Regions from separate parts of the Homo sapiens genome. Here region 1 is linked to region 2. Evidence: chromatin loops called from intact Hi-C (ENCODE). Cell type or tissue: HepG2. All regions are shown on one strand. Links, peaks and the distances in the headings refer to the core of each region. The heading gives the core; the rest is flanking DNA. Region 1 has its middle 7.5 kb from the start of BRD7. Region 2 overlaps NKD1 (NKD inhibitor of Wnt signaling pathway 1).

The links. Peaks named below come from ENCODE experiments on the same cell type or tissue, not always from the same donor. Only the 100,000 strongest peaks of a DNase experiment are listed, where the experiment ranks them.
Region 1: it touches region 2 in a loop (4-fold over the local background); 3 of 110 quality-filtered maps call a loop at or near these places.

What each region holds. Positions count from the first base shown.
Region 1 is chr16:50,371,235-50,381,731 of GRCh38, reverse strand. No RefSeq gene overlaps it. Among named protein-coding and RNA genes, the nearest start is that of BRD7, 7.5 kb to the right of the region's middle. RefSeq lists a silencer at 6,700-6,994. In HepG2, for the core only: CTCF peaks have their summits at 6,875 (motif pointing left) and 9,409 (motif pointing left); DNase peaks (open chromatin) are centred at 6,861, 8,521, 9,401 and 10,201.
Region 2 is chr16:50,561,154-50,572,152 of GRCh38, reverse strand. All of the region lies in intron 3 of NKD1 (NKD inhibitor of Wnt signaling pathway 1), which reads right to left. Among named protein-coding and RNA genes, the nearest start is that of NKD1, 18 kb to the right of the region's middle. RefSeq lists enhancers at 412-911, 912-1,413. In HepG2, for the core only: no CTCF peak of the experiment used is centred there; no DNase peak of the experiment used is centred there.

The DNA.
Region 1 (10,497 bases), core at 2,498-10,497, 190 kb after region 2:
GTAATGGACTCTCAGGCACTACAGTACTCACATCAGTAGAAGAGAGAGTTTGAGATTTTGCAAAGGCTTGACAACTCCAAAGTCTCATGGTGTAGGTCACTTATTTTTGTTTGAGGCGGTCTTGCTCTGTTGCCCAGACTGGAGCACAGTGGCACAATCTTGGCTCACTGAGACCCCCACCTCCAGGGTTCAAGCAATTCTTGTGCCTCAGCGTCCCAAGAAGCTGGGATTACAGGCATGTGCCACCATGCCTGGCTAATTTTTGTATTTTTAGTAGAGACAGAGTTTCCCCGTGTTGGCCAGGCTGATCTCCAACTCCCGGCCTCCAGTAATCCACCAACCTAGGCCTCCCAAAGTGCTGGGATTACAGGTGTGGGCCACTGCAGCCGGCCTGTAGGTCACTATTTATGCCTCTCCCAGGAGTAGCTGGCTGTGCAGTTGGGGGGAAGAGGAAGAACATATTTAATGTGAATTCATTCATCATCCTCCACTGGGCTCCCATGGTGGGCCAAATACCATGTTGAGTGCCTTGAGGGGGACAGAGGGAAGCATGACAAAACCTCCTCTCTCCAATCCCCTCCTGGGAGGAGAAATAAGTCACTGCCAGAAGGAAGAACACAGAAGGAAGTCCTGCCTTCCACAAGAGAGGACTTCAACCGTCTAATCATTTGGGCAACAAAAATGTATTAGGTACATGTCAAGTGCCAGTGAACAAAACAGAATAGACTCAGCTCTTGCCCTCAGGAAGTTCTCAGTCTTATGGGAAGGCAGACAATAGACAAATAAATACGGAATTGCAAATGTGATGTGTTTTATCAGAAACAGAAAAACCACAGGGTGCTATAAGAGAAACTAAAAGAGGTCCGGGTGCAGTGGCTCACGCCTGTAATCCCAGCACTCTGGGAGGCCGAGGCAGGTGGATAACCTGAGGTCAGGAGTTCAAGACCAGCCTGGCCAACATGGCGAAACCCCGTCTCTACCAAAAACACAAAAAATTAGCTGGGTGTGGTGGTGAGCACCTGTAATCTCAGCTACTCGGGAGGCTGGGGCAGGAGAATCCCTTGAAACTAGGAAGTGGAGGTTGCAGTGATCTGAGATCTCGCACCTGAACTCCAGCCTGGGCGACAAAAGCAAAACTCCATCTCAAAATATATATATAAATAAAGACAGAAACTAAAAGGGGACTTGTTGGAGCAGTTTAGGGTTGCCTTTCTGAGGTGGTGAGAGATGAGAAGAGGCCAGCCATATGAAGAGTGTGGGAACAGCATTCCAGAATAAGGGAATAGCATGTGTGAAAGGCCTGCATGGAGGAAGAGTGTGGCATGTTCAAGGGACTAAGATTAGGCAAATTATGTCTGGAGATTAGTGGGTAGAAGTAGGCAGTGGCAGAAATCGGGGTCAGAGAAGAGCACGAGGTCAGGTTACACTGAGCCTTGTAGGCTTAGGAAAAAAGCTTGGGCTTGATCTGAGATGGGAGACCCCCCAAAGGGTTATGAACAGGACGATGATGTGGCCTAATCCAATCTATAATCTATGTTTTTGTTTTTATTTTTGTAACGTACCACCACCCACAGAAAAATCCATGTGTTTTGTTTTTAACAGAGATGGGGTTCTCACTATCTTGCCCAGGTTGGTCTCAAACTCCTGGTCCTCCTACCTTGGCCTCCCAAAGTGCTGGGATTACAGGTGTGAGCCACTGCCCCTGGCCCGGAAATCTGTGTATTTCAAAGTCACTCTGGCTGTGGTGGGGAAAGTGGATTTATGGCGGAGCAGAGTGGAAGCCAGGAAATATGGCAGCTCTTGCTGAGTCAATAGCCAGGGTGCACAGATGAGGGGCTATTCCTTCCTCATAGCGGGCTCTGGGGAGGCTTTCAGAAGCAGATTTTACCCCAGGTGAAAGAGGGACAGGCAGGCAGGAAGGAGAAGGCTGTATTCCCCACTCCACTCACTTTTCTCCTAAATAAAGGGGAGAAAAAAGTTTTTCCTTTTTCTGCCTCAGAAACTATAAAGAGATGCCCATTCATTGGTGCCTTCCAAAATGCCTATGTGTAGACTTAAACAACAATAACAACAGAACATCAGCAGTTCTGAGTGCAAATAATTCAATGATGTTGTAAAATCTGGCATAAATAGATCTGGCTGAGCCTCACAACTTTTCTTCCGGGGCTGACAATGTCAGCAACTCCAAGTCTGAACCCCTACTGGCTCTGAAAGGCAAGATCACAGTAGAGAGAGGAGGAGAAAACGCCCCTGGGTTGCATTTCCCCAGCAAATGGGCATGTTTGCCTCTCTGAGGAGCAGGCCAAGCATCAGCCAAGCCGACTGGAATTGGATTTGTAGGAAAGAACCTTTCTACCAGTTCTTTATCAGTGACCAGTCTCATGGGGGACAGGGTGAACATTTTGTGAAGCGTGTTATGTTTGTTAGCAGCAAGGTGCCTCGGGGCTCCTGTCAGCGCCAAGTAACAGGGCTCTGAGTAATTGGGCTCGGGGCTCCCCTCAGTAATAGGGCTCCAAGTAACAGGTAACAGTGCTCATCATTTACTTCCTCCTCTCATTGGGCCCTCACAACCTGCTCATTCTCAAGGCAGGTAGAGAAACTGAGTTTAGAAACAGGTGTTTGTTTTGTTTTGTTTTGTTTTGTTTTGTTTTGTTTAATGCTTGGTTACTTTGGGTACAGCATCCATTCTCCAATCCTCTGGTCACAGTACCCTAATTTTTCTAAGGGATCCCAACTTACTTAGGCCATGTGGTTTAGGTGGCACTCGTCTCCCTCCCAAGCTCCTGGGTTAGAAGACCCATGGTCTAGGATTCACTTGTCCCTGAATTCTGCCACCACCTTGACCACCCTCCACCCACATCCCACCCCTTCATGGTCATAGGCTCTAGGTGGGTACATGATATAAACCAGTCCAATCACATAGCCCTGTGACTTTTGATGGGCCACTGGGGAAAGGCACATTCCCTTTTTTTCTGGACTGGGATCTATGAGGATATCATCTGGGAGCTTCTAGAGGCCAATGGAGCCTGTCTGAGGATGGGACCAGGGCAGAAGGAAGTAGACCAGAGAGAGAGAAAGCCTGAATCTTGGGGACATCATTTGAGCACCTGGATATAGCCACACCTGAAGCTCAACCTCATTAGGGATGGGTTTCTGACTGTCACATGGAGGCCAAGCAATGCAAGAATGAGAACCAGGCTTTGTGATCTCCAGTTCAGTGTTCTTCCCCTAAATCAAGTTCCAGCTGACTTTATCCAGCCACACAACAAGCTCAACTAATCTGTGTGTGGCTTTATGGTCTGCTAAAAGATGTGTATTTTAAAAATAAAAACATCTGATCATTATAATGTTTTATCTAACCGAATTACAGAGCCGTGGAAGGGCCCCTGGAAGTCCTATCACTGAGTGGTTTTCAAAGATTTTCAGCAGCTTCTTGTTTCAAATGAAGTTTTAAGCAGAATGCCTATGTGTGAGAAATAAAAGCAGTAGCTTGTTAGTGCAAATGTGTTTTATCTTTTACGTTAAAAGTTCTTAACATTTGGCTGGGCACAGTGGCTCACGTCTGTAGTCCTAGCACTTCAGGAGGCCAAGGCAGGTGGATCACCTAAGGTCAGGAGTTCGAGACCAGCCTGGCCAACATGGGGAAACCCTGTCGCTACTGAAAATACAAGAATTAGCTGGGTGTGGTGGTGCATGCCTGTAAACCCAGCTACTCGGGAGGCTGAGGCAGGAGACTCACTTGAACCTGGGAGGCGGAGGTTGCAGTGAGCCAAGATCATGCCACTGTACTCCAGCCTAGGAGACAGAGTGAGACTCCATCTTAAAAAAAAAAAAAAGAAAAAAAAAGTTCTTAACATTTACTTTTTACAATCAATGAAGACCCAAATGTCAATGTGTTATTCATTTCCAATGTATAAAATTTTATTATATATTTGCATGTGTGGGAGGTTTTCAATCACTTTTTAAAAATTATTTATAATTGATACATAATAATTATACATATTTATGGGGTACAGAGTGATATTTTGATACATATATGCAATGTGTAATGATCAAATCAGAGTAATTAGCACATCCATCACCTTACACATTTATTATTTCTTTGTGTTGAAAACATTCAAAATCTTCTTTTCTAGCTATTTGAAATATACAATAAATTATTATTAACTATAGTCACCCTACAGTGCCAAAGAACACTAAAATGTATTCCTCCTATCTAGCTAAATATCCATCAGCAGACGAATGGATAAAGCAAATACACAGTGGAATACTACTCAGCCTTAAAAAAAGAAGGAAATCCTGTTGTTTGAAATAACATGGGTGACCTGGAAGACACGACATTAAGTGAAATAAGCCAGGCACAGAAAGAGAAATACTGCAGGATTAAAGGCTAAATCCTTTGCCCTCACTCATATGTGGAAGCTAAAGGAGTTGATCTCATGGAAGTAGAGGGTAGGCTAGAGCAGGAAGTAGGGTAGTAACTGGAGGCTGGGAAGAATAGGGAAGGCAGATAGAAAGAGGTTGCTTAACACACATCTATGCCAAGACGAAGAGAGAGGAGCTGAGCCACGTCCTGGCGGCCATGAAGAAAGCAGCTGCCAGGAAGGACTGAGCTCCCTGCCCTCTGCCCAAAATAAAAGCTTCACAGGAAAAACAAAAACAAAAAACAAACAAACACAAAAAAAAGTTGGTTAATGAATACAAAATTACTAGATAGAAGGAATAAGTTCTAGCATTCTATCACTGTTCTTTTTTAATAGTTAAAAATACTTTTTTGGGAGGCCGAGGCTGGCAGATCAGGAGGTCAGGAGGTCAGAAGATCGAGACCATCCTGGCTAACACGTTGAAACCCCGTCTCTACTAAAGATACGAAAAATTAGCTGGGCTTGGTGGCGGGCACCTATAGTCCCAGCTACTCGGGAGGCTGAGGCAGGAGAATGTCATGAACCCAGGAGGCGGAGCTTGCAGTGAGCCGAGATTGCACCACTGCACTCCAGCCTAGGCAACAGAGTGAGACTCAGTCTCAAAAAAAGAAAAAAAGAAAGAAAAAGAAACTTTTTAAATAATTGGGGTAAACGCCAGGTGCAGTGGCACACGCCTGTAGTCCCAGCTACTTGGAAGGTTGAGGCAGGAGGATTGCTTGCACCCAAGAGTTCAAGGTTGTTCTGCACTACGATCGCCCCTGTGAATAGCCACTGCACTCCAGCCTGGGCAACACAGCAAGACCCCATCTCTAAAATAAATGAATAAATAAAGTAAATGAAAAGTCCCTCAGATATTTTCCATCTTTCTGTGGGCTTATGAGTTAAAAAAAAAAAAAAAAAAAAAAAGAACCTTTTAGTTTATCTGGTTTTGTCAAAGGGTCTCCTTTTGATGTCTAGTTGTTCCAACTTCAGAAATGTTCCCTTTCTCTTGTCCAAGAAAATTAAGTCTAAGTATAAGCTAATGTTCCAGAATAGTGCTTCTCAAACTTTAATACACATATATGAATCACCCAGGAATCTTGTTTAAAATGTGAATTCCGATTCTACAATCCTGAGGTGGGACCTGAGACTCTGCATCTCTACCAAGCTCCCAGGTCCTGCCAATGCAGCCGTCCCTGGACCAATCTTTGAGTAGCCAGGCTCAATAAAGGGGTATCATGAATCTATCCCCTGAGGCAGGGAGAAAAGAATCACCACCAAACTCTAATAAAAAAAAAAAAAACACCACTGGAGAATATCTGGAATGACATATACCAAACTATTACAGAAAGTGGTGAGATTATGAGCAATTTGAAATATCTTCCTTACACCTATTTGTATTTTCAATTGGTCTATAACAAACATTAATTACTTAGGCAATAAATAGGTTTAAAACTAAATAACTGAATCAAGAAAAACCTAAAATACACACATATTTTTAAAAACAAAGTCTTTATCAGACACTGACAGAGCGTCAGAAGTGCTTCCCTAGAACCAACAGCTTGAAAGCAGCCAGTCGAGTCCTCTTTCTTTATCTTTTTACCTTTTTTTTTGTTTTTGAGACAGGATCTCACTGTGTTGCCCAGGCTGGAATGCAGTGGCACAATCATAGTTCACTGCAGCCTTCACCTCTTGGTCTCAAGTGATCCTCCTGCCTCAGCCTCCTGAGTAGCTGGGACCACAGGCATGCACCACTACACCTGGCTAATTTTTAATTTTTTATAGAAATGGGGTCTCGCTACGTCACCCAAGCCAGTCTTGAGCAATCCTCCCACCTCAGCCTCCAAAAGTGCTGGGATTACAGGCATGAGTCAGCGCATCTGACTGACTCCTCCTCTTTCTGCAGCCCTGTTTAGATGGAGATAGGGGAGAGACATGTCCAGGTTTCACAGCCAGTCTTTGGCAGAGCCAGGACTATGAAATTAGAGATCTGGGTGACATGGCACAAGCCCACAGCCACAGTCTGATAAGAGTTTATCAAACACATAGTGACTTTCTGTGAAGGGAATTTAATCCTGGGCCCCGTCCGCAGGGCAGTACTCCAAGGAATCATGATGGACCGGGAGCCCGGGCCTGCAGGATCATTTCTGAGCTGCTCATGGTCTGTCCCCAGCCTGGGGCTCCTGGAAAATGCCCAGCTTTCTCCAAGGTGACCATTTCATCTGGTTTATCCCACTTTACAGGGGGAAGTCCACACCCCACAGCCTGTCATTCAAGGCCTCAGTGTTCCCTTCTGTATCTCTGTCTCATCACACCTCCCACTCTCCAGCATCACCTCAGTGGCCTTGCATGCACAAGTCTACTTGTCTGATCCACCCTCCCCCAGCCCTTCCAGTGCTTAGAGGCTCCCTGCAGCCTGGCCGAGCTTTCCTTCCTCTACACACTCTCAGCCCGCCACTGCCCTCACCTGGCTCCAGTGCTCTGTCCTCCCCTGCTGGGTGTCCTACTCTCCTGCTTCTCCTCCTGCCTCCCTCCCCCTCCTCAGTCTCCTCTGCTGCTTCCTCATCCTTTATTCACCTGTTAGATAATATTGAAGCTCTTCAAGGCTCCATCTTCTCTGATCACTCTACTCTCTCCTCCTGGGTGGTCTCATTCACTCCTGAGGTTCCAAAGACATCTCTATGCCAAAAATCTATTTTCAGGTCTCACCTCCCTTCCAAGCCCCAGACACATGCATTCACCTTCCTACTTGGATTCTCCTCTTGGGTTCTGCATAGGCATCCCTAACCCCTCCTAAGTTCTTCCTCCTACATAACTCTTGAATTATCCCATTGCACCATCCCCACATCATCCACGCTAGACCAAGCCACCCCCATCTCCCCTTTGAAGACCACATCACTTCTAAGCTGGTCTCTCTGCCCGGTCTCCTAACCCACTCCAATTCTTCCTTCATTCAGAAGCCAAAGCGCTCTTGTTAAATTGCCAATATGGCCATGCACCCACGTCCACTGCCTTCATGGGCATCCCAAATAAAATCAAGCATCTCTGCCATGCCTTGAAAAGCTCTGCCCAGCCCAGCCTTTCTTCCAGACACAGTCCCCATCATCTCTCTTGCTCCAAACCTGCTCTCCTCTCCTCCCTGACTGCACCCAACTTTCCCTCGCCTTTGCACATGCTGACCTCTCTGCCTGTTTAGTAGATGCAGCTGATGCCCCCTTGGCTCACCTCTCCTGAAGGCACATCCTGCTGGAGGGGCATCACCAGCAGCTGGGAGTGTTGGCCACTCACGGAAGGCAGCCGCACACCTCCCTCAGAGAATTGCCCTGGGACAAACTAGAGTCACCTCTGTAATAGGCGACAATCAGGCAGACCTCGCTGCCCACCATGGGCTACAAAAGGCCAGCCACCTCCCACAGGGTGGGACTGTTCCCTGGACAGTTGATGTTCCCAATCCCCCCTCGCCCCGCCACCACTGTGGCACGGGGCTGAGGCTGGGACCACCTCTTTCTCTGCTTCTACCCACCCCGTCCTGCTTCTCTCCCAGCTTCTCCCCAATTGCCACCCCAACAGATCCACGCCTCAGGTTCCACTTGTAGGGCACCTAACCAAGACTTATCCTCCAGGTTAGGCCTGGATGAGCCCTCAGCCTGGGTCAGAGCACTATCTGGACAGCAGCTTGCTGTTTTCCTTTCTAACCGTTAGCATGGCCATGATTAAATATTTGTCTGTGTTCTCTGTCTAACATGCATCTCACTGTGCTCTCCATAAGGGCAGGGCTGTGTCTATTTTACTCCCACCGTGTTCCTAGCACCCCCCAGCACATAGTAGGCACACAGAAAATATGAACTGAAAGAAGGAAGGAAGGTCCTGATGTTGCCTCTGTCTTATTTGATCAAGGGCTCTGAGGCTAAATGACTTTTGGGGTTGGCAGCCGTGAGTGTCATGGCTTGGGCTCGCTGCCCTCCAGTAAGCAGCTCTGAGACCGTGTGGGCAGAGGCCATGTGGCATGCCTGCGTGGATGGCGGCCATCCACCGCCTCTCTCTTTTCCTCACTCAGAGGCAGCAGCTGGGGCTGCTCCGCCAGTGACCGTGAGCAACCCTGGAAGCTGCACTGTCAACAACCTGTCATAGCGAATCACCCCAGGCCACTGATTCCCCACAGAGCTGCCTGCTGAACCAGCCTCAGCCTCTTGAGGCCTCTCCCAGCAGCACTCACAGGCTGGCATCAGGCTGGCACCAGGAAGGCCCAGACCTGCTCCTGGTGCCAAATGAGGCACTAGCTGGAGCTGCTGGGAGCCTGGGCTCAGGGGATGCCACCTCCCACCCCAGGACAGAGGGCAGGAATCCCCATGGAGTATCCAGGAGAACCGGCCCTTTCCCACCCACCGTCTGCCCCATTACACTTGGGAAGGCCTGTGTTGTGCCAGAACATTTCTCACTCCTTGCTTTTGCTAACCCTCATGCCAGCCACACAGGCTGCATGAGGCTGGCTCTGCCCATCCCTCAGAGGAGAAAACTGAGATTCAGACAAAGGAAAGCAGGAGAAGAAGTTAGTAGCCCAAGGATTCTCTCCGTCTCAGGAGTTCCCCATCCTGCATCAGTGCTGCATAAGGGGGCTTTGAGGAGTACAGCCAAACAGAGGCGAGGGGGCTCAGAAGCCCCTGATGTTTGAGGCTTTTAGTCTGTCCAGATCATAGGTCAGCACCCAGCAGCCCTCTTTCATTTGTTGGCTATAGGGGAATAGCTATAAAGGGTTCCCAGTGGGTGTCCCAGAACCAAGGCCCCTGAGTTTCGCCCAGCCCTCATCCCACCCAACCAATGAAGGCCACACTCTACCTCAGGGTCAGGTGGCAAGGACATCAGCTGTGTCCCAGAGCGTCCTCTCTGTCAGAGCACCAAGGCCTGAAGGCACCCTGGGCAACAACTCCTCAGCAGAGAGGCCAGGCTGAAGAGGGGCCACCTCCAAGCTGAGCTGCGCAGAGATTTCCTGGGCATGCCACACCCCCCAGTGGCCAGGCTTTCTCCTCCACAGACTCTCCCGGAGGGCTCCAGTCACCTCGTGTCTCCACCAGAAAGGGGAGGAAGGAGGAAGAGAATTATTATCACAACACAGTAATTATGATGTATTCATTTGTCCAACAAATATTTCTCCAGGGCCTGTGCTGAGCCCAGCTCTGTGCTAAGTGCGGGGCACACAGCCAGGAGTGAGACAGACCTAGTCCCTAACCTTGGGGACCTGGGAAGCCAGTGGACAGATGGTGGACACGCACACAGATAGGGAAGAGATATTCAACATAATTTTGGAGGCTGTAGGTGCAATGGAGAGAAACAAGGCATTGCACAGGCTGAGGGAAGAGGGGAAGGGGTGTGTGGGTTGGTGGTCCAGAAGCTTCTCTGAGGTGGTCACAGGGGAGACCAAGGTGATGTGAGGGCAGGAGCCACTCCAGGAGCTCAGGGGAGAGTGTTCTGAACACAGGGAAGAGAAGCAGGGGCTTGGGGCAGGAGGGAGGAGGGGGCAGGGGGATGGGGCTGGAAAGAGAATGAGGGCCAGATCCGGCCCTGAAAGCCAAGGTGCAGATTTGGCTTTGACTTCGAGTGAGACAGGGAGCCACAAGATGGTTTTGAGCAGGAAAGTGACATTCACAAATATTTAAAAGTTAGTATTAGCAGCTGATATTTATTGACCATTTACTATCTACCATATCAGGCATTACTCTCGGCACTCTGACCACATTATCTTCTTTGATCCTTACAACCACCCTGTTGCAGCAGCACACCCAATGACCTCACCCTGGTTCCAAGGTTCAGAGGTAGGCAGCCCTCTCAGGACATGCCAAAGTCACAGACCCTGTAAGCATCTGTGACCCCAGGACTCAAGTCAGCTCTGTCTCACTCACTCAAGAGCTGTTGGGCTGTTGGGGGAGAAGTCTGGGCACAGCTTAACTGGGGCCTCTGCTTCTGGGACTCTCACAGGGCTGTGATCAGGATGTCAGCCAGGGCTGAGGTCTCATCTGAATGTTCCACTGAGGAAGGATCCACTTTGAAGCTCACACAGTTGCTGGCAGGATTCAATCCTTCAAGGCTGTTGGACTGA
Region 2 (10,999 bases), core at 888-8,887:
AAGGAACAGGATGTTAGGAGAAGGAACCACAGTGAAAGCTGCTCCAAGGCACATGTGAGAGCTCCATCCTGGAGGGTGAGCTGGGGAGAACAAGGGAGAGTACTGGGAAGCATCTCCAGCTGCAGGAATAGAGCGTGCAAAGGCCCCGAGTTGGGCATGTGATGGGTGTGTTCCAGAAGGGAGCAGGGCGGCTGGGACGGAGTGAGGTGAAGGGCGGCCGGGGATGAGAAGCAGGAAAGGGGCAGGTTGTGCTCAGCCTTATGGACCATGGGAAGGAATTTAGATGTTCCTCTAAGGACTGTGGGAAGCCGCAGTAGAGATTCAAGTAGGAGAGGGAGTGGATCTCATTGGGTTCTGCAAAGTCAGCCTGGCTGAGGCAGGGAGAAGAAATTCAGAGGCTGTTGGAGTCCTCCAGGAGCAACAGGATGATGGCTTAGAAGAGGATGGGGACCATGGTGAGCAGTGGGCAAATCTGAGATTCACAGAGTCATAGATTGACGAAAGGTGTCCATCTGGCAGCTCTGCAGGGAAGGAAGGGGAGGAGTTAGGAATGACCCCCCAGGATGCCTCTCTGAGCAACAGATGAATGGAGAGCCCGTCACTGGGACTGGGAGGCTGGGAGCGCAGATGGGTCTCAAGAGTTGGTGGGGAAGGCTGCTTCCGACAGGCTGTTTGGGTGTGTGAGCGGCAGTGAGTGGAGGGCACCCAGGTCTTCGGAGCACTTGAAACTCCCAAGGTCCCTACCAACCCCCAAAGCCTCCATGTGCACAAACCCTGGTTCCACCAGGCTGTGCGGCCAGCTGCTCGTCCTCATCCTGGCTGCATTGCTGACCTTCCCCTCTCCGGATCACATCTCCCCACAGGAGGCAGAGCCCTGGCCTCTGTGTCTCTCAAACAGTGATCTCCAAAGACAGAATTTGGGTTTGTTATAGGAGGGCTGCCACCTGCAGCCCCCTAGGCCAGAGCCCATGTCACTGACAATTTCCAAGGCCTTGAAAGGGACCTTTAATCCAACTGTCTGTGTTGAGCAGGCCATGGGCAGCCCCTCCTTCCCCTCCACTTTCCTCTCAGCTCTCCCTTCAAAGGCAGCCCCAGGGAGGAGATGTCCAGCACAGCCTGGCCCTGACAGCGGGACAGGTGCACACCCAGGAGGGTCCGCCATGAGCCCAGTGAAGGATACCACCAGCCAGCCCTCAGTGCAGAAGCCTCCCTGTGCCTGGCACAGGGCTGCTATGGCTGGGGTGGGGGCTACATCACTCCAATACCTGCCAGCCACATTCCACCCTCAGCACAAGGTGCTGTACAGATGTTACCGCACTCCTGGCAACACATTTCCCAGATGGAAAAACCAAGGCTAATAGACATGGTCACTCCATAGATCCTGGGAGTGGAAGTCCTACCCCGTTCTGCCTCCAAAGGCTGGCCAAGCTTGTCACATAGCACGTGAATAATAACTGTCCTACGTATCACCTGCTTTCTGTGGCTAGCTACGGAGCTAAGTGTTTCACAGGCATTCTCATCTGATCTACATGACAGCTTCACGAGCTAAGCACCATTTTCACTGCCATTTTACAGATGAAGAAACAGAGACACAGAGAGGTTAAGGCACTCGCCCAAAGGTCACACAGCTAGTAAGTGGCAGGGCCAGCATCTGAATCGGTCCTGGCTATCTCTGGGGCCAGTACAGTGTATCTCAGTTCCCATTATCTTCCCTCTTCATACAGAGCCTGTGTAGACCATAACATTTTAATATCACAGGTATTCTGTGGATCTGTTTATATACTGGATGTATATCTGTGTTTTATACTTAAAAAGACTAAGACTCCTTTGCCCCCCAAGAACCAATTTCTGCCTCCTTGGGGTCAACATCATCCCCATGGAGTCAAGGCCAGTGCTGTGTGACAGGAACAGAATACAAGCCACACATGTAATTTTAAATGTTCTAGTAGCCACATTAAAAAACAAAGAAACAGGTGACATTAATTTTAACAATGTTATTTAAGCCAATATATCCAAAATACCGACATTTCAAAATACTATCGTTACATGTGATTTTTTTAAATTATTAATAAAAAAAAGTTGACATACTTTTCCTTTTCTACGTTAAGATTTTGAAATCCCCTGAGCACTCCCAATCCAGACCCGCCCTATTTCAAACGTTCAGTGGCTGCATCACGACAGAGGCTGCCATGGTAGGCAGTGCCCGCCCGGCTCCAACCACTCTGCTAAAGCAATGTTCTGCATCTTCCCCAAAACTCCTGAAAATCCACCTATGCGGGACTTCCTCCATCCAAGGAACCCCATCACTCCTAACCAGAGGGTTCCACTTAATAAGTTCTTGGACCTCCTACAGACAAGACACCATGCTAAAAAGCTCACAAGATACAACAAGGAGTAAGAACTGGCCTCTACCCTCAAGCAGCCTACAATCTAAGTGGGAGGAGAGGAGTGAAATAATTACCAACCCTACTGCACACCAGGCTCTGGGGCTTCTCACCCATTCTCTTAATCTTCATACTCATCCTGGGATATGGGTTCTATTATTACCATCCCATTTTATTGGTAAGGAAATTGAGGCTTGACAGACCATGGATTTTGCCCAGGGTCTACTTATTTGACTTGGCCAACCCAGGGCAGAACAAAGATGTTAGCAAAGCCATGTGGAAGCTTTTAAGAACAAGGAGGGCAGCTTCAGAGAGGGCTTCAGGGAGGGCGTGAGTGAACTTGGAGGCAGCATGAAAGGGAAGAAGGAAGCAGAGAGCCAAGGATAAAGCAGGGGTGTATGTATTTGCAGGGAACACAGAAGCAATAAGTGCATTTCTCATGGGCGAAACTGCACAAGCAGAACCTTGGAAGCAGGAAAAGGGGCCAGAATTCTGGGCGCTAAAACGCTGTAGCATGAAGCTGGTGCACAGCGCATGGTATGAGGATAGTCCAAGTTCAATCACCCAGACATGGGAAAGCATCCACTGCCCAACCCATAGACTATAATGTCAGCGGAATCTGACTTCCCAAAATATTTATCAGAAGGCGCTGGGCACCAGATTCCATTCTGTAAACCTGGATGCTGTTCCAAAGCTGAGATGATAGATCTCCCAGAGAACCAGATAAACTCTCCCTCACATTCTAAATAATGAAGGGAAGGTGGGGAAGAGAAGGAGACAAATCAACCTTCTCCAACTGCCCAACTTAAAGGGATTATGGTCAGAAGCAAGACGGGAGCAAGGGAGCCATCTCCTTATCAGGCACACGGCTGCTCCAGACACAGACAAAACTTCTAGCATGCATCCTTCTTCCACATTGGGGGAGAGAAGCACCCAGTCCTAACACACAAAGGTCAGTCCCATCCTCTGGGGGGGCAGAATTTCAAGCCAATCTGTTTCCCCCTAATTTCCAAGAAAGAACAGTCCCTTCCATGTACAGAGGTGCTGACTGGAGCTCAAAGAATGAGGCCCATAAATCTCCAACCTGCTAAGGAGGCCCAGATTTCAAACCTCCCAGTGCGCCGGCCCACTGCACTCAAAGGCACAAGCAAAGGAAGCTGTGGGATGAGTAGATTCAGGAATGTGGATGAAGGAAGACCCCCCTCTCTCGCTGCCAACGATCACCATAGACATTATGGACTGAATAAATGAGGAAGCGCTTGACACAGATGCTCTCACTTAATTCTCCTGAAAGCCCATGAGGCAGGTCCTGCTGTTATCCCCAGTTTACAACAAGAAATGACAGAATCACATGGCTGGGAAATGGCAGCACCAGCTCTAACCTGGACTTCCTGTGTCTCCAGCTGGGGCCCCCCATAGGCTGGCCTACCACTCTCAGTTTCTTCCCCTCTCTGATATGCGGTCCTGGTTTCAAGCCCAGTGCTAACCACGTCTCTTCCCTGTTCAACACCCTTAGGCTTCCGTGTGCTTGCAAAATAAGCCCCAAATCCCCAGAGATGGTTAAGAAAAGGTAGGCGGGTGCTCAGGGGCCCCCCAGGCCTTCGCAAGCCAATTCATGTCACCCACTCCCAACTCCAAAAAAATGCAGCCCACCCCCTCAAAGGGCCCATCCAAGAAGCGGGCTTTCTGGCATCATATTTTCCTCCCACAGAACGTGAGAATAAAGGGCTCTTTGCTTGTCTCCTGAAATAACTGGCTCTCGCCATAAAGCAATCTTCTGCCCAGTAAAAATATTTCTGTAAAACTTGGTAACTCTATCTGCGGTTCCTTTTCTGAAAGTCAAAAATCTTGGGGAGTGAAATATGGCAGAGGCCAGTTTTATGACAAGCTCATGAAGTCATGTCTACCCGAGACAGGCCCTCCTTAACACTGTGATTAATTTGCTGTTAACCACAGGGACTTTGTGTCTTAATATACTCAAAGCAAAGCACCAGTTCACATTTCTACCAGAACAATACCCACCACCCCAGACCTGGTGTCCAGCCAGGCAGGTAGCGGAGCCATGGCTGGGATCTGGGGCCAGAAAGGACTCAGTTGAGATCGGGGACTCTGCCAAAGGGCCATAACACACAAGGGAGCTGTCACCTGTGGCCTGTCCTTGGCCAAGGAGGAGGTACAGCTTATAAAATAAGTGAGGGGTGTCCCGAGATCAGAGTGTAAAAGGCACTCACAGCTAAACCAAACTAACTCCAAGACACCTAGAGAAGCCCCTGAAACCTCCCTAGGGCTGGGTTTTCCCATCTATAAATGGGGAGCAATCATCTCAGGGGAACTCCTGAGCAATCAAATGTGATGTCCCCTCTCAACATCTTCTTCTGACAAACGGCAATCACGCCCCTTCCAGGTGCTATTTTCGGCCCCAAAGAAATGGAGACCGGTTTACTGGGAATCTTTCAGAACACAGCAGCAGATCCAGAGGCCTTAAAGGGCTACTGAGTACATCTGCTGGGTGCTCACTGCATGCTAACACTTCAGTGGCCATATGCATTACTTCATCATTTAATCTTTGAAACAACTCCAAACGGTGGGCATTCTGTTCCTCTTTTTATAGGTAAGAAAACTAAGGCCCAGCGTCAACACGGTTCAGTATAAACCCAAGTCTGAAGCCTGGTCCTAAGCTCTATGCACCCCTCAAATTGGGAGATCACATAGGGAAAAAGGAGTGAAGTAATGCAATTAAGTCTTAAAAAAAAAGGGGGGGGGCCATAAAAACTAAAACAGGAGTTCCTAACCTGGGGCCATAGGTGCCCTGAAATTGGAATGACGGATGTAAGAGCATTTATCTAAGGAGAGAGACACAAGAGATTTGGTGGATTCCCAAAAGTGTCTTGTTACTCACTCCTTGAGGGTTAAAAATCATCAACCTATGATCATCATAGAGAGGTCAGAAGCTTGAAAGGAAGGCTGTAACCCAGGTGGGCTGCATGGAGGAGGTGGCAAACCACCTAGGTTCTTCCAAGATCCAATGGCAATGGGTGGGTCAATGGTCAGCTACCTAGCTGCCCTGTCCTTACCCAGCCTTGCCAGCTGCTGACCAGAGCCTTGTTCAGTGATTCTGATTCCAGGGACCAGGCCATCCACAGCTGTTGGCTCCACCCATACAGTGTGCTTTCTACAGCCTTCTCCTCTCAAGTCAGTTTCTCATTAGGGAGGTTCAAGGGATGCGGGGACGGGGGTGATCCCAGCCTCCACTCCAGGACAGGCATGTGACCCAGGACTGTCAGAGGCACAGGGATGGGTTCCGGGATGTGACCCAAGTCAAAACAATGGGAGCTCCGCCTGGGTTTTTGCTGGAACTTTCTTCTCTAACAACTGAAGCTGGGAGTCTGGACTGCTGGGAGCCAAGTTGCCATTACCTGGGAAGGGTGTGCCTAAGGATGAAGCCAATCTAAAAGAAAGCAGAGATGAAGACACAGATTGCTGTCCTGGGACATAGTTTGGGCTGGTGGATCCAGCTGTAACTGAAGTCCACTCCCTGGTTACACAAGCCAAGAACTTGACTGTATGAAACAGTTGACAAGGGCTTGAAATCCAAAAGGTCCCAACGGATCCACAGAGAAAGTTCACACCTACTTAACCACAAGCTCCCCCTGAAGCTGCTTTCCTCCTCGATTTTGTAGACACCAGCCAGAAGGAAAAACTCCAGCTTTGCCAGAAAAATAGCAGAGCCACACCTGGTGATCATATCAGGATGTGCAGTGTGTGTCGGGGGCACAGGGCAAGGGGTGGAAGCAGAAATGCACACTGTTGCTCTAAAGTCGACCACAGGCAGAAGCCCACAAATGATCTAAATGCCCAGTAGTAAGGAATCAATGCAATGATGGTCTATCCTTATAACAGAAGGCTTGATAGCCATGAAGAACAATAAGATTATACATTCTGATATGAAATGATTTCCAAGATAAGTTTAAAAAGTTATGTATTAAGAAAGCAAGGTGCGGAGACAGATGTATACATGAATCTTAAGTTAAAAGAAAATCTTAAGTTAAGGTCTGTATCACTTTTCATTGTAGTTGCTGAGAGACATGGTCTCGCTCTGTCGCTCAGGCTGAAGTGCAGTGGTGCAAACATGGCTCACTGCAGCCTCGAACTCCTGGCCCCAAACCATCCTCCCGCCTCAGCCTCCTAAGTAGCTGGGACTACAGGCACACATCACAAACCTGGCTAGTTTTTTGTTGTTACTGTTGTTATTTTAAGAGATGGGGTCCTGCTACATTGCCCAGGCTGGTCTCAAACTCCTGGGCTCAAGCAATCCTCCCACTCTGGCCTCCCAAAGTGCTGTGATTACAAGCATGAGCCACTGCACCTGGCTTCTATATCACCTTTTTTTTTTTTTTGAGACGGAGTCTCACTCTGTTGCCCAGACTGGAGTGCAGTGGTGCAATCTCAGCTCACTGCAAGCTCTGCCTCCCGTGTTCACACCATTCTCCTGCCTCGGCCTCCTGAGTAGCTGGGACTACAGGCCCACACCTGGGTAATTTTTTGTATTTTTAGTGAAGGAAACACGGGGTTTCACCATGTTAGCCAGGATAGTCTCGATCTCCTGACCTTGTGATCCGCCCACCTTGGCCTCCCAAAGTGCTGGGATTACAGGCATGAGCCACCACACCCAGCCTCTATATCACTTTTTTATGGTTCTCCACCTTAAATGAATTTTTCAATTAACCTGCAAATACCAATGCTTCCTGGTCTTGTTGGCCAAGACAGCTTCTGCTGTCTGTGCAGGGATAAGCATGCACAAACAGAGCATGGCTAGAAGTATCTTGAGGAGCCCACTACAGCAGATACCTCCAAAGGGGGAAGCTGGGAGGTGGAGGTGGGCGGAGGCTTCCTGTGTACTGCATACCTTCAGTACTATTTTGGATTTTCTTTTCTTTTTTTTTTAACCATGCGTACGACTTAATTTACAGAAAGGAAAAAGGTGAGGACCCTTTCTGAAGGGCAGAGGCTCTCTTCAAAGACACAGAACAGCCTGGCTCCATAAAAGAGGTGGGGACTTGGACAGAACAGAACAGAATCCCTGCCTCTCTGGCTGTGTGCCCTCTGGCCAAGCTGCATGGCCCCTCTGAACCTCATCCACCTGGAAAATGTTCTTGAGGATCTGCCATGTGCCAATCAGTGCAAAAGGCCCAGGGATACAAGAGTGAGCCACAAAGAACCTGACCTGTGGACTTTACAGTCTGGCCTCAGTTTCCCCATAATAATAATTTTGATCCTGGCCACATTTTTGTGAATATTAAATGCCTGACAAAGCCCTGTGAGGAAGGCTTTGCAAGCCATAAAGCCCTGGGTAAATCCTGGCTGGAAAACAGCCACCCACTCAATGCTGCTGCCTCCAACTCAGCAGGGAGTTTACCTTCCAGTGCCCCAGACCCAGAGCCAAGAGGACGAGACGCCAGTAGCAGCTGCTGAGCAGAACCTCCAAGGTTAAGAAGGCTAGAAAGGCCCCGATTTGTGACATCACAAGAAGGTGCTCTGATCCAACCATCTAGAAGGAAGACCATGATCATTCCCCACCATGGCCATGGCTGCGGCCAGCCAGGGCTAACCAAGCCTGAACACAGCTATGTTACAAGGAAGGGGGCTCTGGACAGGCCCCAAAGACGGTTAACCAGTACTTCCTGTGGGGGAGAGCTTTCTTTCCATGACCACCTGCTGTGAATCACTCCTTTGCACTCCTTTGACGCCTCCCTGCCCACTGAGGATGGAGTTTAGCCTGACACACAGGGTCTTCTCCATGCATCCAGGGCTGTGCCCACTGAGGATGGAGTTTAGCCTGACACACAGGGTCTTCTCCATGCATCCAGGGCTGTGCCCACTGAGGATGGAGTTTAGCCTGACACACAGGGTCTTCTCCATGAATCCAGGGCTGTGCCCACTGAGGATGGAGTTTAGCCTGACACACAGGGTCTTCTCCATGCATCCAGGGCTGTGCCCACTGAGGATGGAGCTTAGCCTGACACACAGGGTCTTCTCCATGCATCCAGGGCTGTGCCCACTGAGGATGGAGTTTAGCCTGACACACAGGGTCTTCTCCATGCATCCAGGGCTTGCCCACTGAGGATGGAGTTTAGCCTGACACACAGGGTCTTCTCCATGCATCCAGGGCTGTGCCCACTGAGGATGGAGTTTAGCCTGACACACAGGGTCTTCTCCATGGGTCCAGGGCTGTGCCCATTGAGGATGGAGTTTAGCCTGACACACAAGGTCTTCTCCATGGGTCCAGGGCTGCGCCCACTGAGGATGGAGTTTAGCCTGACACACAGGGTCTTCTCCATGGGTCCAGGGCTGTGCCCACTGAGGATGGAGTTTAGCCTGACACACAGGGTCTTCTCCATGCATCTAGGGCTGTGCCCATTGAGGATGGAGTTTAGCCTGACACACAGGGTCTTCTCCATGGGTCCAGGACTGTGCCCACTGAGGATGGAGTTTAGCCTGACACACAGGATCTTCTCCATGCGTCCAGGGCTGTGCTGTCCAATGAGGTAGCCACTAGCCTCATGGGGCTATTTAAGTTCACATTTAAATTCATTCAAATAAAATATATCTTAAAATTTAGGCAGTCTCTGAGTCCCAGTGGTCACATTCTAAGCCACAGGTTCCCAGAGGGGACAATGCAGACACAGAACATTTCCATCATCAGAAAGTTCTACTGGTCAGCACAGTCTAGAGGTCACTTCTACAGCCCCTTCTTCTACCCATTCTACGGCGGGGGGGGGGGGTGGTGGTGGGACCTAGCAGCCCTTTCAAGAGAGGCAGGTGTCAGTGACTGCCAGGGTAGCTCTAAATCCGCTTGCAAGTTTAAGCAGCCACAGTTATGGGGATGTGGGAAGAGGAGAGAGAACCATGGAGCGAGAGCTTGTCATGAGTGAGGGCCTGCACTGGCTTCTCTGTAGGGTCGCTCATTAGGTCCCGCTACACTACAAATGGGGAGTGCCCTCCTCCCCCCTCATCCCTCTCCAACTCCTGCACCCTCCTCTCTCCTTTCCTTCAGGGTCCAGTCGGCCCAGCTGTTGCCTAGTACAGAAAGGTTCTGACTCAGGCTCAGGAAACCCCAAGGAGTCTACATTTTGAATAGCACCCAAGAGATTCAGATGTAGGTGGTCCTCGGCCGCATCGAGTCTCCCCAACTCCACACCCTCTGGCTGCTGTCTTCTCTCTCCACTCCTTCTGATAAAGCTTCTCCATACAGTTGCCTACACATGCTGTTTCCTCATCTGTCATTCACTTTTAAAATACATCACCTTTTTGAAAAATACAAAAAGTAGCACATGCTCATTTTTTGTAAAATCAAACAACCTAAAAATGTACAAAATGAAAAGCAAAATTCTCCATTCCTCAGGGAAATAGTCCTTGACAGTGTACCCTTCCAGATCTTTCTCTATGCACCTGCAGATACACAGTGACACAGGCCTGAATAGACTTTTTCACACTGTAAGAAACAGGACCATGGCCTATGAATGTTTTGCAGTTGCTTTGCTCATTCAGCAGCGTCTCAGGGTCTCTTTCCTGTCAGCAAGAGAGGCCCTTACTCGCTGGGCTTTGACCAGTTGCAGAGAGCTCAATGAGAAGTCCACACCACTGTTACCTTGTACCCTAGTGATGGATGTTTGAGTTGTCAAAAACTTTTCATTCTTCCAAATGCAGCCATGAATGTTCTTGTAAGTATGTGCTTCTGCTCCCCTGCACATATTTCTTAGTCCCTTCGTGAGCCACCCAAGTCTCACCTCTGCTGTCACTTCACCAAGACAGTTCCTGCCAGACCCAACTGTGACCGCCAGGATCCTAAACCCAAGGGACACGTCTCAGTCCTTTTCTATAACTCCACTCTCTCTGCAAGAGACCACCTACTCTCCGGTAGACTGTGTGGATGGCCCCCAGTGAATCCCACTTCCCAGTATTTATGCCCCTGTGTAGTTCCTTCCCCTAAATCTAGGCTGGACCTGTGACTTGCTTTAATGAAGAGAATGTGTTGTTGCTAATTCCAGGCCTAAACCTTAAAGAGTCCTGGCCGTTTTTGCTTCTATACTCTTGGGAAAGACAGCCACCATGTAAATCTGATTACCCTGAGACTGCCATACTGTGAGGAAGCCCAAGCTACTCATGAGGTGAGGCCAACTAGAAGAGAACTGAAGCCCCAGACATGTCACTTATTTGGAGCTGCTGCAGTCAGACCCTTGCTGTTAGAGCCACCCTAACTGTGCTACATGGAGCCACAGACAAGTTGACCCTCCCAGGCTTGGTCCAAAGTGCATACTCTTAAGCAAGTCACAAAGTGATCAAGTCACTAATCTTTGGACTTTTTTTTTTTTTTTACAGCAGTAGAAACAAAGCCTTCTCCTTTCCTTTAATGCATTTTTGAGAGGAGGAAGCAGAAGGCAGGAGAGGTCATAATAGATACCTCATAGCTAAGCTGGAGGCACCCCCAGGCTCAGGGTTCCCAGCGCAGCATTGTGTCCAACCCCTGATGACTGAGCCATGTCTGTGTTTCTCCTGGGATGAAGCTGCTGCTGTTGGCTTCTCAGGGGAGAAGCCATGGGCCCCCCCTCCATGGG